Regions from separate parts of the Mus musculus genome. Here regions 1 and 2 are each linked to region 3. A link is a contact called in ENCODE POLR2A ChIA-PET data. All regions are on one chromosome and are shown on one strand. The core of a region is the stretch at or near the end of the contact, and the rest is flanking DNA. Distances in the headings are between cores, read along the strand shown.

Region 1 (4,526 bases), core at 1,755-4,254, 95 kb before region 3:
TCAAGTCTACTCCAGGAATAAAGCAGTCCAAAGCAATTATACATCCCACATACACTGCATCTGGGGCCCTCACCAACAGGTCGAGACACTGCTCCTCACTAGCCCCTAATAGATAATAACTACATAAGAATTATTTGTGTAGCCGGGCAGTGGTGGCGCATGCCTTTAATGCCAGCACTTGGGAGGCAGAGGCAGGCAGATTTCTGAGTTCAAGGCCAGCCTGGTCTACAGAGTGAGTTCCAGGACTGCCAGGGCTATACAGAGAAACCATGTCTCGAAAAACAAAACAAAAATAATTGTTTTTGGGAGCTGGCTTAGTGGCTTAGTGGTTAAGAGAACTGGCTGCGCTTCCTGAGGACCCAGGTTCAATCCCCAGCACCCACATAACTCATACACATAGCTCTACATGGCCACAGCTGTCCTGAAATTCACTACTTAGAACCAGGATGGCTTGAACTCAGATGTGCCTGCCTCTGCCTCTGCCTCCTCAGTGCTGGTGTGCACCACCACTCCTGCCCTCTCCCCCTTTTGCTTTAAGAGTTATCTATTTTTACTTCATGTGTTGGTGTTTTGCCTGCATGTATGTCGGTACACTATATGTGTGGCTGGTGCCCACAAAGAACAAAAGAAGGTATCAGATCACCTGGAATTGGAGTTACAAACATTTACATTTGTTAACTACTGTATAAGTGCTAAGAATTGAACCCAGGTCCTCTGCAAGAGCAACAAGTACTTTTTTTTCTTTTTGAGACAGGGTTTCTCTGTGTAGCCCTGGCTGTCCTGGAACTCACTCTATAGACCAGACTGGCCACAAACTCAGAAATCCACCTGCCTCTGCCTCCCAAGTGCTGGGATTAAAGGCATGCACCACCATAGCTCAGCTGCAACAAGTACTCTTAGCTACTGAGCCATCCTTCCAACTTAGCACTTAAGAATTTAACCAAATCATGCCAGCATCCTGGGGAAAGAGATGACTTAGTTTATCCTAGAGAGATTACTAGGGTTCAAGGTCACTGAGCTGAGCCAGCCAGACTCAAGCTTCCAAAACAGTCTGTCTTGTTTCCACTGTCTTATAGTCAGTCCCACATCAAAGTCAAACCCAGCCTGGGACAAGGAGGAGTCAATGACAAATTAATGATCAAATAAAAGGTCAAACCCAAGCTATGACTGGCCCATAGGCCACCTGAAAGAGGGTGGTGCCCTCCACTCTGCTCACACAAACTAAACACCGAAGAGCCTTACCCCTCCCACCCCACTCATTTAGAGTCTGACTCAGCACCAAAATGTTGATACTCAAAGAGTCCCTGACCCAGAAAAGGACACACCTATCCCATTTCACACTAAGACCATAAACCAGAGGTTCTCAACAGGTGGGTCCCGACCCCTTGGGGTTGCTACCAAATATCTACATTACAAATCAGCACAGTAGCAAACTTGCGGTTATGAAGTAGCAACAAAACAACTTTCCGGTTGGGAGTTCCAGAATATAAGGAACTGTATTAAAGGATGGAAGTATTAGGAAGTCTGAGAACCAATGTCATAAGTAGACCCAAGAACCTACAAGCATATGCCTTTATCCCAGCAATGGGGAGACTGAGTCAGGACCATCTCTGTGAGTTCAAGGCCAGCCAAATCTACATAGTGAGACCCTGTCTTTAAAAAACAAAAACAAAAACCAGGAACTCAGCTGGATAGTGGTGGCTCATGCCTTTAATCCCAGCACTTGGGAAGCAGAGGCAAGCAGATTTTTGAGTTCGAGGCCAACCTGGTCTACAGAGTGAGTTCCAGGACAGCCAGAACTATACAAACACTGTCTCAAACAAACAAACAAACAAACAAACAAACAAAAAACCTAGAAACTCCAAAGAGTTCCCTGAGACGGTAACTGACTCTCTCCAAGCTGAAATAAGGGAAAAAAAAATTACAGTGGGACTGAGTTCTTTCATGACAAAGAGCAGCAATATACCAGTAATACTTGTCAAACCACTTCCTGTCTGATCAAATCTACAGCTCCGTGGAACTAATGCACAGGAGATACCCAAACCACCTCTAAAAAATATCAGCACCTAGAGACGTAATCCTTGGTGCCAACACAGCCCTCGGCATACAGACACGATTTTAACTCTTTGCCATACTCCTAGGAAAAATTAAAGGGTTTAAGAGAGGAGTTACAGCCCCGGCTCCAATCTGATCCTTGACAGGAACCAGATGGACGACCTTGAACCTCAATTATCTCCATCTCTGAAGTGAATAGTAGTAATGATAGTTCGCCTTTCGAGCTTGGTTTAAGTAATGGTACAAGTCGGATTGAGCGGGGGGTGTTCCGCACATTCTTGGAAGCGTTGCTCCACCCCGTAGGGAAGGCCCAGGTCCTCAGTGGGGCGGTGCCGCCTCCCCAGGTCAGGTCCCTAATCCCTGTCTGACAGAGCGGCCCCGCCTCCAGTCTCCAGCTCCGCCCGAACTAAGGCCCGAGTGGCAGAGGAGAAGCAGAAGCTAGGGCTGATGGGCGCTGAAGAGGAGCGAGCGATGTTTGTTTGGCCAGATCGACCCCAAGGGGCTGGAGAAATGGGCTCCCTGTGAGCCTCTGCATCTGGCCCAACGGGTTAGAGGCAGTCCGAAGGGAAACCTGTGAGAGTTGTGAAGGTTTACAGACACTCGAGTAGCCAGGATCCGGGCGAGACCGTACACCGCAGCCCGGACAGAGCCGCCCGCACCCCGGCCGCACCAGGCTTCGGTAGGCTCGTTACCTTCCTCGCTGAAGGGCGCTGGGAGCCCAAGGAAGCCGCCGGAGGACAAGGCCGCCGCCGCCGCAACCCCGCCCTCGCCCGCTTCACGCCCGGCTTCGGCCCGGGCTTCTGCCGTATGAGCGGCCGTCACCCGCACTGCCATCGCGCCCTCCATGTCGCAACGCGCCACAGGAAGATGGCGGATTTACGACCATGTCGTCATAACAACGGGCCGCACCGAGGGCTGCGTGTCCGACAGGCAGGGGGCGGGACAAAAACGAATTTGACGGACAGGCAAAAAGGCGGGGCTATGGGTTGCGGTCTAGCGCGTCAGTAGAGGTGGAGCTTGGCTCTTTGAGAGCCATCAGCGCCAGACATCAGGGCGGAAGTGGGCGTGGCTTGTGTTAAATTGGCAGGACTTGGTCCAAAGTGAACTATCCGTGGAGTAAGAACTCTCCCTTTCTCTCACTTTTTTAAAAAAAGATTTATTTACTTTATGTATATGAGTACATGTACAGCTGGTTGTGAGCCTTCATATGGTTGTTGGGAATTGAATTTTTAGGACCTCTGCTTGCTCCGGTTGCTCTGGTTGCCCCACTTGCTCAGGTCAACTCCACTTGCTCAGTCCCTGCTCGCTCAGGCCTAAAGATTTATTCATTAAGTACACTGTAGCTATCTTCAGACGCATCAGAAGAGGGCGTCAGATCTCTTTACAGGTGGTTGTGAGCCACCATGTGGTTGCTGGAATTTGAACTCAGGACCTTCAAAAGAGCAGTCAGTGTTCTTAACCGCTGAGCCATCTCTCCAACCCCTTCTCTCACTTTTTTGTTTTGTTTTTTTAATGTAGTATGGTTTGTCTGCATACATGTCTGTGCACCACGTGCATGCCTAGCGCCCGTGGGGCCCAGAAGAGGGTGTCTGACCTGGAACTGGAATTACAGATGAAGTTACATGTAGGTGTTGGGAAATGAACCTAGATACACAGCCAATGTGTTCTTAGCCGCCCAGAGAATCTGAACTCTTTAGGGTTGCTACCCAATATAGAATCCTGGACTCAGACCTGGGTTGCAATGTCAGAATTTCCTGGGCATGAGAAAGAACTCCATTTGGAGATAGTTCGAGTGCTCCTTTCCAAAGACTTTTTTTGTAAAGATTTATTTTATGTATAGGAGTACACTGTAGCTGTACAGATGGTTGTGAGCCTTCATGTGGTTGTTGGATATTGAATTTAGGACCTCTGCTTGCTCTAGTCAACCTCGCTCATTCAGTCTGTACTCACTCTGGCCCAAAGATTATTTATTATAAGTACACTGTAGCTGTCTTCAGACACAACAAAAGAGGGCGTCAGATCTCATTACAGGTGGTTGTGAGCCACCATGTGGTTGCTGGGATTTGAACTCAGGACCTTCAGAACAGTCAGTGCTCTTACCCACTGAGCCAGCGAGCCAGCCCCAAGACTTTTATTCGGTATATGAAAAGTATTGAAAAGTATACATAAAAGTGACCATTTGTGACATTTAGTACACCGACTGAGTTGAGCGCTTATCACCAAAATTGGTTAACTGATTGGTTCATTGGTCGATTTGAGACAGGGTCTGGCTTTGTAGCTCCCTGTGGCCAGTAACTCGGTGGCCCCGGTAACTTGGTGCTGGGAATATGCCTGACTTAGTTCTAGAACATTTTCATCATCAAAACCTGTACTGACTGTAGCTCATTTTGGTAGCCAGCTCACCTATCAAGCACAAAATGAATAAAATAAAATAAAAAATGAACAGAGTATCTCAGGTTAATCCCAACATT
Region 2 (4,239 bases), core at 1,008-3,507, 120 kb before region 3:
CTGCTACTGCTGTGTTGGCACCCTGGCCTCGGCCACCACCTCGGCGATTCAGCCCCCCTAGGAGGATGCTTCCACCACCTCCCATGTGGCGTAGGTCACCCCCACGGATGAGGAGAAGGTGAGTCAATTGGGAATTGTCCTTAAGCCAGCTTGCTGCTTTGTAGGTTTTATAAACCTAAATGGCTGTGGTAACTTTTAGTCCTTTGGGGTTGGATGTAGAAAGCAGGTCAGCATGTGGTACTGGGAGTTGGCCAGAGAAAGGACAGTCAAAATCTGTGGTGTTGACAAGCAGGTGAGTCCCTTCCAAGGAACCAGTTCAAGAGTCTGTGCTGTCGTGGGTCCCAAGAGACCCTCTGTCTTTCAGGCAGGGTGGCATACGCATTTAACTCTAGCACCTGGGAGGCAGAGGCAGGCAGATCTCTGGGAGTTCGAGGCCAGCCTGGTCTGTGGATCTAGTTCCAGAATAGCCTGCTATATACAGAGAAACCCTGTCTCGAAAAACCAGAAGGGGGCGGGGGGGGGGCTTTCGGGTGAGACATAGCAGAAGCCACCGTTTGGGGTTGTGAACAGAAAAAGAATTGTCTTAGAAAGGCCAGTCTGTCCCATAGCTGTGCTGTTTGAATATTGCACTCTTGGCTGACCAGGCTTCTCTTCCCACAGGTCTCGATCCCCAAGACGCAGGTCCCCTGTGCGTAGGAGGTCTCGCTCTCCTGGCCGCCGCCGCCACAGGAGCCGATCCAGCTCCAACTCCTCCCGATAAGCAGGGACATTGATTCGTACCTCTGTAACTTATGTTCCCCAGACTCTGTTTTGTCCTTTTCTCTAGCCAAGTGAGGGTCTGTAGAGAAGGATCCCTTACTGGGTACAGCAGTTGAGATATCTCCTCTACAGAAGGGTTCTGGCTTGTAGAGCTACTGTTGGTTCACGGCTGCTCCCATAGAGGTGCCCTGTAGTTTTCTGGCTAGAAAGTTCATCCCTTCAGTTCTTGATAGGCTGGTAGCAGAGCCAGCTGGAACCTATGGCAGCACACGGATTTCCACAGATGACCCAGAACCAGACAGCCTGGTCTAGCCCCCGCTGTGCCACACCTGTGCAAAGGACCACACTGCTCTTCTGTTCGGCCGACCATGCCCTGCTGAGTACGCTTCAACTTAGAGGGCTAAAACCTTTGAAGGATTCCTCCACAAATGGTTACCTTTCTGTCCCCGTGTCTCTGTTACTTTCTAGAATTTGTGAGCCAGTTCTACAGGGTCCTCATGAAACCTACCCCACCCCGTTGTCACCTGCCATTCATGGTGATGTTGCAGGTTAACCTTGGCAGTGTGTACATTGCCCCTTTTTGCTTTTATTGTACAGTCAGTACTATAAAATTTGTTTTGAGTTTTATAACTTTGTAGCATTTTAGATAAGGTTGTGTTTGTACTTGTGTAGAGTGAAAGGACTGTTGAATAAAACCTAGGATTAGAATGCAAATTGAGTGCTGGTTTTACTGTCTGTCTTAGTCCAGAAGAGTCATAATTTGTATGACTCAACTAAGAACTCACTTTGAGTTTAATCCCCAAAGTGGCATTTCTAAAAGCCAGGAGGACAGGTGGTGAGACGGCCTGGGGCTCAGAAGCTGACTCTGCCTGAGATGCTGCCGCCGCAGGAAAACTGGGAGGGACAGTTCTCTCTTCTGTCTCATACTGGTGCACCACAGAAGAAAAGTCTTAACCAAGAAGGAAGACTTCAGCCCGGCGTGGTGGCGCACGCCTTTGATCCCAGCACTTGGGAGGCAGAGGCAGGCAGATTTCTGAGTTCAAGATCAGCCTGCTCTACAGAGTGAGTTCCAGGACAGCCAGGACTACACAGAAACCCTGTCTCAAAAAACCAAAAAAAAAAAAAAAAAAAGAATAAAAGGAAGACTTCTTGTGTTTGTGCCCCTTGAGTATTGAGTCAAATAAAAATGCACTATTTGGGGCAAATAGCCTAGGTAAAGCCTCCCAGTCACCCCTGTGCTGGCAAGGCCGTCTGTTTTTCACTACGGTGCCAGCCTTGATTTATGGTCCTAATCCCAGCTCTGCAAGTGCCTCTGAGCTCTGGCAGCTCGCCCCAGCAGAATGAAAGCACTCTTGGACACACACCCTGCCCTAACTGGCACAGGGGAAACCCAGTCCTCTGGACGCTGCGGACTGGCTAACCTTGGCCTTGTGGGGCGGGGCCGGCCGGAGAGGAGGAGTCTGCAAGGCCGGGCTGGAAGCGAAGCCGCTGGCTCTGTAGTCCCCACTGATATCCAAGATGGCGCTGGCTGCTGCGCGTCGCCTTCTGCTGCACGCGGGTGCGTGGCCCGGGCGAGAGCGCTGGTGCAGGGCCTCACAGGGCTGGGTGCGCGGGCGGCGGTGGCGAGAGTCTGGGCGTGCTTGCTAACGTGCTCCGGGCTGTCTGCAGGATCCCGCCTCGGGCGCAGGGAAGCGGTGGACGGCGCGCGGCGCTTCGCTAACAAGCGGGTGCTGGTGGAGACGGAGGGCCCGGCAGGTGAGAGGGAGGGAGGGCCACATCTCGTTCATGTCCTCGGGCTCCGAGCCCACACGGTCTGTGAGGTCGGGCTGACGATGAGCTCTTGGAATTCCCAAAAGCAGGGAGTGAGCATAAGCTCACATAAACTCAGATTCTGATTAAAACCTAAGTTCATACCGGGCGGTTTAAATGACAGAATGGGTGAGTTTTTAAAGCTTTGGTTAAAGTTCCTAAAGTTATGGTCTGTTACTTAAACTATTAGTTAAGAATGATTATAGCTTGCGGCGGTGGCTCATGCTTGTAAACTCAGCTGAAGCCAGTCTGAGCCACGTGAGACAGTGTCTCAAAAATCTCACAAAAATGATTGGGAGCGTTTTTGAATATTTTCCTAATACTGGAATGTGGCACAGCAACATTTTCCTAGTTAATGTTGGGTCGCTCCCTGCCCACAACAGAAGGAAGCACCTCCCCTCACAAGCAGAGGCAGGAGGATGGTGAAGTTGAGGCCAACCTGGGCTACGGCTGGAGCCTGCTTTTCCTGTGCTGTTTTGTTTTTTAAAGTGACGATGCGGGGAGAGGGGGAGATTGTAATTTTCCAGGACAGTGACAATGCACTTATGGAAGAAAAACCTGGGAGGGGAGGACAGAGCTAGGGCTAGAGCTTAGGATCACAGTCTATAGGGGGAGGGAGCATTCAACCTAGACATGGAGGTCAAAGTCTGCAAAGTCTGGATTCCCCCCCCCCCAGAGTGATAGAATATGAGTGCACTGGAGAGAGAAAGAAGTGCCTTAATAGTGCCAGACCTGCAGGCTTCAATCCCAGTACCACAAAAGGAAATAAATAAAAATACTACAATAGGTAGCAGTAAAAACTATACCATGGCAAAGTCAGTGGATTATACACTTAAAGGTGACAAGATGTTTAGACTATCATGTAGATGTCATCACAATTTAGAGTAATAAGGTAGTGGCATATATTTTTACATGTATATATTTACCTATATATTTTATATATAATTTTAAGTAATAAGTACGTAACTTATGTATCTCTAGTGAAAAAGCAAAGGTAAAATAGCAACTGGTTTTATTTATTTTTTTTTTTGGTTTTGTAGAGCCAATGGTCCCTATATTTCAAAGGCAAAATTTAAAAGTCCATATGTCCCTTTAGCTTATGGGGTTTTTGTTGGTTTTTTTTGTTTGAGACAGGATTTTATTTATCCCAGGCTGGCCTGGAACTCATGTAACTGTGTGGCTGAGACTTAACCCACCTGCCTCTACCTCCCAAGAGCTGTGATCACAAGTGTTTGTCACACTTTACTTTTTTCTTTTTTTTTTTTAATTTATTTTATTTATGTACGTGGGTTTGGAGGATTTTTGGTGTTTGTTTGTTTTTGCCTTCCTGTATGTTTTGGCCTGTGGAGGCCAAAAATAGGATGTTAAAATCCCCTGAAGGGCTGGAGAGATGGCTCAGAGGTTAAGAGCACTGACTGCTCTTCCAGAGATCCTGAGTTCAATTCCCAGAAACCACATGGTGGCTCACAACCATCTGTAATGGGTTCCAATGCCCTCTTCTGGTGTGTCAGAAGGCAGCTACAGTGTACTCATATACATAAAATAAATAAATAATTCTCTCTGTCTGTCTGTGTGTATGTGTGTGTGTTTCTTTTTTTTTCCTTTTCTTTTTTTTTTTTTTTTTTTTATTCCGAGACAGGGTTTCTCTGTGTAGCCCTGGCTGTCCTGGAA
Region 3 (4,380 bases), core at 1,368-3,867:
GCAGGAAGATCTCTGTGAGTTTGAGGCCAGCCTGGCTACACAAAGAAACCCTGTCTTGAAAAACAACAGCCGGGCAGTGGTGGCACACGCCTTTAATCCCAGCACTCAGGAGGCAGAGGCAGGCGGATTTCTGAGTTTGAGGCCAGCCTGGTCTACAAAGTGAGTTCCAGGACAGCCAGGGCTATACAGAGAAACCCTGTCTCAAAAAACAAACAAAACAAAAACAAAACTATTGCTGTGTGAAGTGGTGTACACCGTTAGTTCCAGCACTCTAAAGGCAGAGGGAGGTAGGTTTCTGTGAGTTCAAGGTCAGCCTGGTTCACATAGGGATCAGCCAGGGCTACATGGTGAAATATTGTCTAAAAATTAAAAAAAAAAAACACAAAACTTGCCTTATCTGTAAAGCATAACTGTTAATCAGATATGATGGTTTAAACCTGTAACCCCAACATTCAGGAGGCTGAGGCAGGAATTGTCTTAAGTCTGAGGCCGAGCCTGGGCTACAGTGTGAGAAAAATACAACAAAACAAAAAACCCCAAATGAGTTAGATGTGGGGGAGAGCATGCCTTTAATCTGGAGGCAAAAGCAGGTTCATATCTGAGCTCCAGGCCAGCTAGGGCTATCTAGTGAGATGTTGTCCGAACCTGCATGCATGAACACACACATGCACACACATACTAACATAAAATTGAGATACGATTCCCCAAGCGTGATATCTAGTATTGTTTTTAAGAATATTTAAGCCAAGCCTGGTGTCACTACTCATTAATCCCAGCTCTCAGGAGGCAGAGGTAGGTAGATGATCTCTGTGAGTTTAAGGCCAGCCTGGTCTACAGAATGAGTTGTAGGACATCCAGGACCACTATACAGTCAAACCCTGCCTCAGAAAATTAAAAAAAAAGTTATGTTTTTTGTATGGGTATTTGTTATTCTCATCCATGAAGGAGCTGAGAGAGGTTAAAAGGGTGTCCTTGGAAGTCCTGTGAGAAATTAATTAAGTAGTCTGGTCAGGAGCTTTTAGGAACCTCTCACTCTAGAGTACTGGCCTGAGAAGCGCATGCTACCATGCATGCTCTGTGAGTTGGTTTTGTTTGTTTGTTTGTTTTTCGAGACAGGGTTTCTCTGTGTAGCCCTGGCTTTCCTGGAACTCACTCTGTAGACCAGGCTGGCCTTGGACTCAGAAATCTGCCTGCCCCTGCCTCCTGAGTACTGGGATTAAAGGCGTGTGCCACCTCACCCGGCTTCTGTGCGTTTCAATATATTTAATAAGGCTGTTCATTCACTCGTCTAATTACGGAACAAACATGCTTATTGGCCCCAAAGAACGTCCCACCCCTTTCCTCCAGTCTCAAGGCACTCATCAACTTCCTGTCTTTGTGGACTTTTCTCTCCCTTTTTAATTTAATTTTTCTTTCCCTTTTTGAATATTTCCTGTGTAGTTCTTGGTATTTGGACGTCTAAACATTTTTTTCAAGGATTACTCCCCGGTGCTATGGTTGGAGTCTTTTCTCTCAATTTAATTTTGTCTTTAGCTCCTGCGCACAAGGATCTACAGTACCTGGAGACTGAAGCCTGAGATGGAGCTGCTTGGCGGGTGGGCGGGTGGTACAGCGTCTCCCCAGCACCTCCGCAGGGTGGTCTGCGCGGAGTGGTGGAGGGCACGGCGCTAAACTGCACCCACTCCAGGTGAGCTCAATCTCATGCATCACTTCTGAGCCTCTGCAGCATGCTCTGGCAGAGGTCCATGATATGACGCAGCAAGTATTTATTGACTCAGGTCGGCGGTACTCTCCAGGGTCAGAGAAGACTTGCGAAGTGGAAGCTCGCACAGCTGGCACCCAGAAACTGTAGGTCGCAGGGTTTTTTGTTTTGTTTTGTTTTTTTAATTTATTATCAGTGTAGAGCGCATGCTATGGCCAGGGTGTTGCGGCCAGAGGACAACTTTGTATAAGTTGGATTTGTGTACGTGGATTTCGGGAGAGGACTCAGCTGATTAGGCTTCCTTTATCCGCTAACCGACCCCCCACCTCCACAGGGTTTCTCGGTATATCCCTAGCTGTCCTGGAACTCACTCTGTAGACCAAGCTGGGCTCTGAACTCAGAGATCCACCTGCCTCTGCCACCCGAGTATTGGGATTAAAGTCTTTGCCACCACCACCCAGTGCTGAGCCCTCTCTTCTGCACCTACTAGTGTTTTTAATATTGTGACTGTTGATTGCAGAAGGCTAGGAGCGAAGAAACCTACTGACTCCAAGAAGGCCTCAACAGCCAGAGGACTTCAAGGGGGAACTCGGGAAAGCAGGGTGAATAGCCATAAGCTCTCCAGCCGTTGTGGGTAGGGGACAGCCTAAGCGGGCAGCTGCTCAAACCGCAGCCTGACTCGGGGCTCGAAACGCCGCAGCAGAGGGGGCGGAGCTTCCTCCACCTTCAAGCCTGGTCTGCAGCAGACCCAGCGGTGCAGAAGGCGGGGCCTCCGGAGGACTCCCCTCCCGTGAGACCCCGCCCACCAAGGCTCACGCTCACTGGGCGGAGCCTCTGAGGGCGCCCTTCCTTCAGGCCCCGCCTACTGCAGGATCTGCAATGAAGAGGGCGGAGCCTGTGAAGGCCTTCTCTTCATCCAGTCCCACCTACAGCCAACTTGGAAGCGCAGGGGCGGAGTCTGAGGGCGCCCCGCCCCACGCCGGAGGTGGGGGAGGAGGAGGAGCTGGCGCTGGGTCTGCAGTGCAGCGCGAATGCGCGAGCAGGCGGCCAAGGCCCTGAGGTGCGGCCTGCCCCAGAGCGCTGAGCAGCTGTCGCACCGCAGACGGGCCACGGCCGCCGCGGCATTCAGCCCCGTGCCGCACCATGAGGTCCGCGGGCCCCTCCTGAACTGCGGCTGCCGGCGCAAGGGGCCTCGGGGAACCGGGGCCATGCGCGGGCTGCGCTGACGATGCCGCTCGGCGCGCCTGCTCTCCTGGCGCTGGCCCTAGGCCTGGGCCTGTGGCTCGGAGCGCTGGCCGGAGACCCTGGGCGCGGCTGCGGGCCTTGCCCGCTCCCCTGCTTTTGCGGCCCTGCGCCCGACGCCGCCTGCCGCGTCAATTGCTCCGGCCGCTGGCTGCAGACGCTAGGGCCGAGTCTGCGCATCCCGGCTGACGCCACCGCGCTGTGAGTAGCTGCGCCGAGGCAGTGCAGGCGGGCAGGCGGTTGCCATGGCGGCGGGCGGCCTGGCTAGAGCATCATGACTGGGTCCGGCGGGAGCAGGGCTGAGGTAGATAGAGCCCTTCTGGAGCTTTGCCGGGCTGTCGGCCGCAGAGCGTGGGCGCGGTCCTGAGCTCGGGCCGCAAGACGCAGCGGGGCCTGGCCGCTCCTAGGGCGAGGCTCCAGCAGGGATGTCGGCCCGACTAAATAAGGAAAACCTTGGACCTCAGCCGGCGTGACCCAGAAGAGTAGCCAAAAATCCCAGTTCCTACGAAGACTGACGTTTTACGTTGCGGGGCTCCTCAAACAGGAGCTACAACAGTGCGTGGGGCGTGGTAGGAGGTTGCGGAATAAACGTTAATTAGAGACTAATTGAGGTGTATCCTGGGGTTGGAGATTTCTGTTGGGGCTCAGAGCTGGCCTCTAGGGGAAGAGTCTCGACAAGAATTTTATGGATGTGTAAGAATTGACTATGTTTAAGGGACAAAAGGTTGGTCCAGCGGCCTGGCCTGAGGTTGGCCACACATAGTGACTGCTGGAGAAGTGTTAGGGAGTAGAGGGTGTGATGGATGTGGGCCTCTAGTGGTACTTAGGGAGGGGAAATTGCCAGGAGGGGTTAAAACATTTGCCATTTCGGCAGTTTTGCCTTCTGAAAGTAACAGGCAAATCTCACTGAGAGATCAACATCTTGAACCAGGCTTAACTAGTCTCTTTTTATAGATTATCACACTTAATTCTTAGTCCAGTTCTCTGGCGTAGAGCCAGACCTCTGTTTTACAGGTGAGGAAAGAAGCTTGGAGATGCGATGTATTTTCAAGGTATCACAGCCTAGACATCATAGCTTAGGTTTGGACCTTTGCAGTGTTGGCAACCAGGGTTGGATCAAAAATGTTAAGAGGAGATTGCAGACTGCAGTAATTTGTCTCAGGATTAACTGATTCCAACCGGTTTTTTTTTTGTTTTGTTTTGTTTTGTTTTTGTTTTTTTCCCCCAAGACAGGGTTTCTCTGTATAGCCCTGGCTGTCCTGGAGCTCACTCTGTAATCCAGGCTGTCCTGGAACTCAGAAATCCGCCTGCCTTTGCCTCCCGAGTGCTGGGATTAAAGGTGTGCACCACCACTGCCCGGCTGATTCCAACCTCTTAGACTTCCTGGGCACTTCAGCCACAGTAGTTCTTGCTGCAATTCCCTCAGGAACTTGTTA

What was found. ChIA-PET counts read pairs that join two places held with the same protein, here RNA polymerase II (POLR2A).
Region 1: POLR2A ChIA-PET joins it to region 3 with 35 read pairs in embryonic stem cell. The contact joins the promoter of E4f1 here to the promoter of Pkd1 in region 3. POLR2A ChIA-PET finds 5 or more read pairs at or near these places in 3 of 5 experiments (Patski and embryonic stem cell).
Region 2: POLR2A ChIA-PET joins it to region 3 with 10 read pairs in embryonic stem cell. The contact joins the promoter of Eci1 here to the promoter of Pkd1 in region 3. POLR2A ChIA-PET finds 5 or more read pairs at or near these places in 3 of 5 experiments (Patski and embryonic stem cell).

What each region holds. Positions count from the first base shown.
Region 1 is chr17:24,452,388-24,456,913 of GRCm38, forward strand. It overlaps E4f1 (E4F transcription factor 1), which reads right to left and starts at 3,005. Exons shown (of 14, transcript NM_001301784.1): 1 at 2,748-3,005. The coding sequence starts at 2,901.
Region 2 is chr17:24,424,426-24,428,664 of GRCm38, forward strand. It overlaps Eci1 (enoyl-Coenzyme A delta isomerase 1), which reads left to right and starts at 2,258. Exons shown (of 7, transcript NM_010023.4): 1 at 2,258-2,317; 2 at 2,428-2,514. The coding sequence starts at 2,278. Rnps1 (RNA binding protein with serine rich domain 1) reads left to right here. Exons shown (of 9, transcript NM_009070.2): 8 at 1-118; 9 at 661-1,473. The coding sequence ends at 760.
Region 3 is chr17:24,547,333-24,551,712 of GRCm38, forward strand. Pkd1 (polycystin 1, transient receptor poteintial channel interacting) reads left to right here and starts at 2,618. Exons shown (of 46, transcript NM_013630.2): 1 at 2,618-3,145. The coding sequence starts at 2,931. LOC115488769 (a long non-coding RNA gene) reads left to right here and starts at 3,152. Exons shown (of 2, transcript XR_003952238.1): 1 at 3,152-4,380.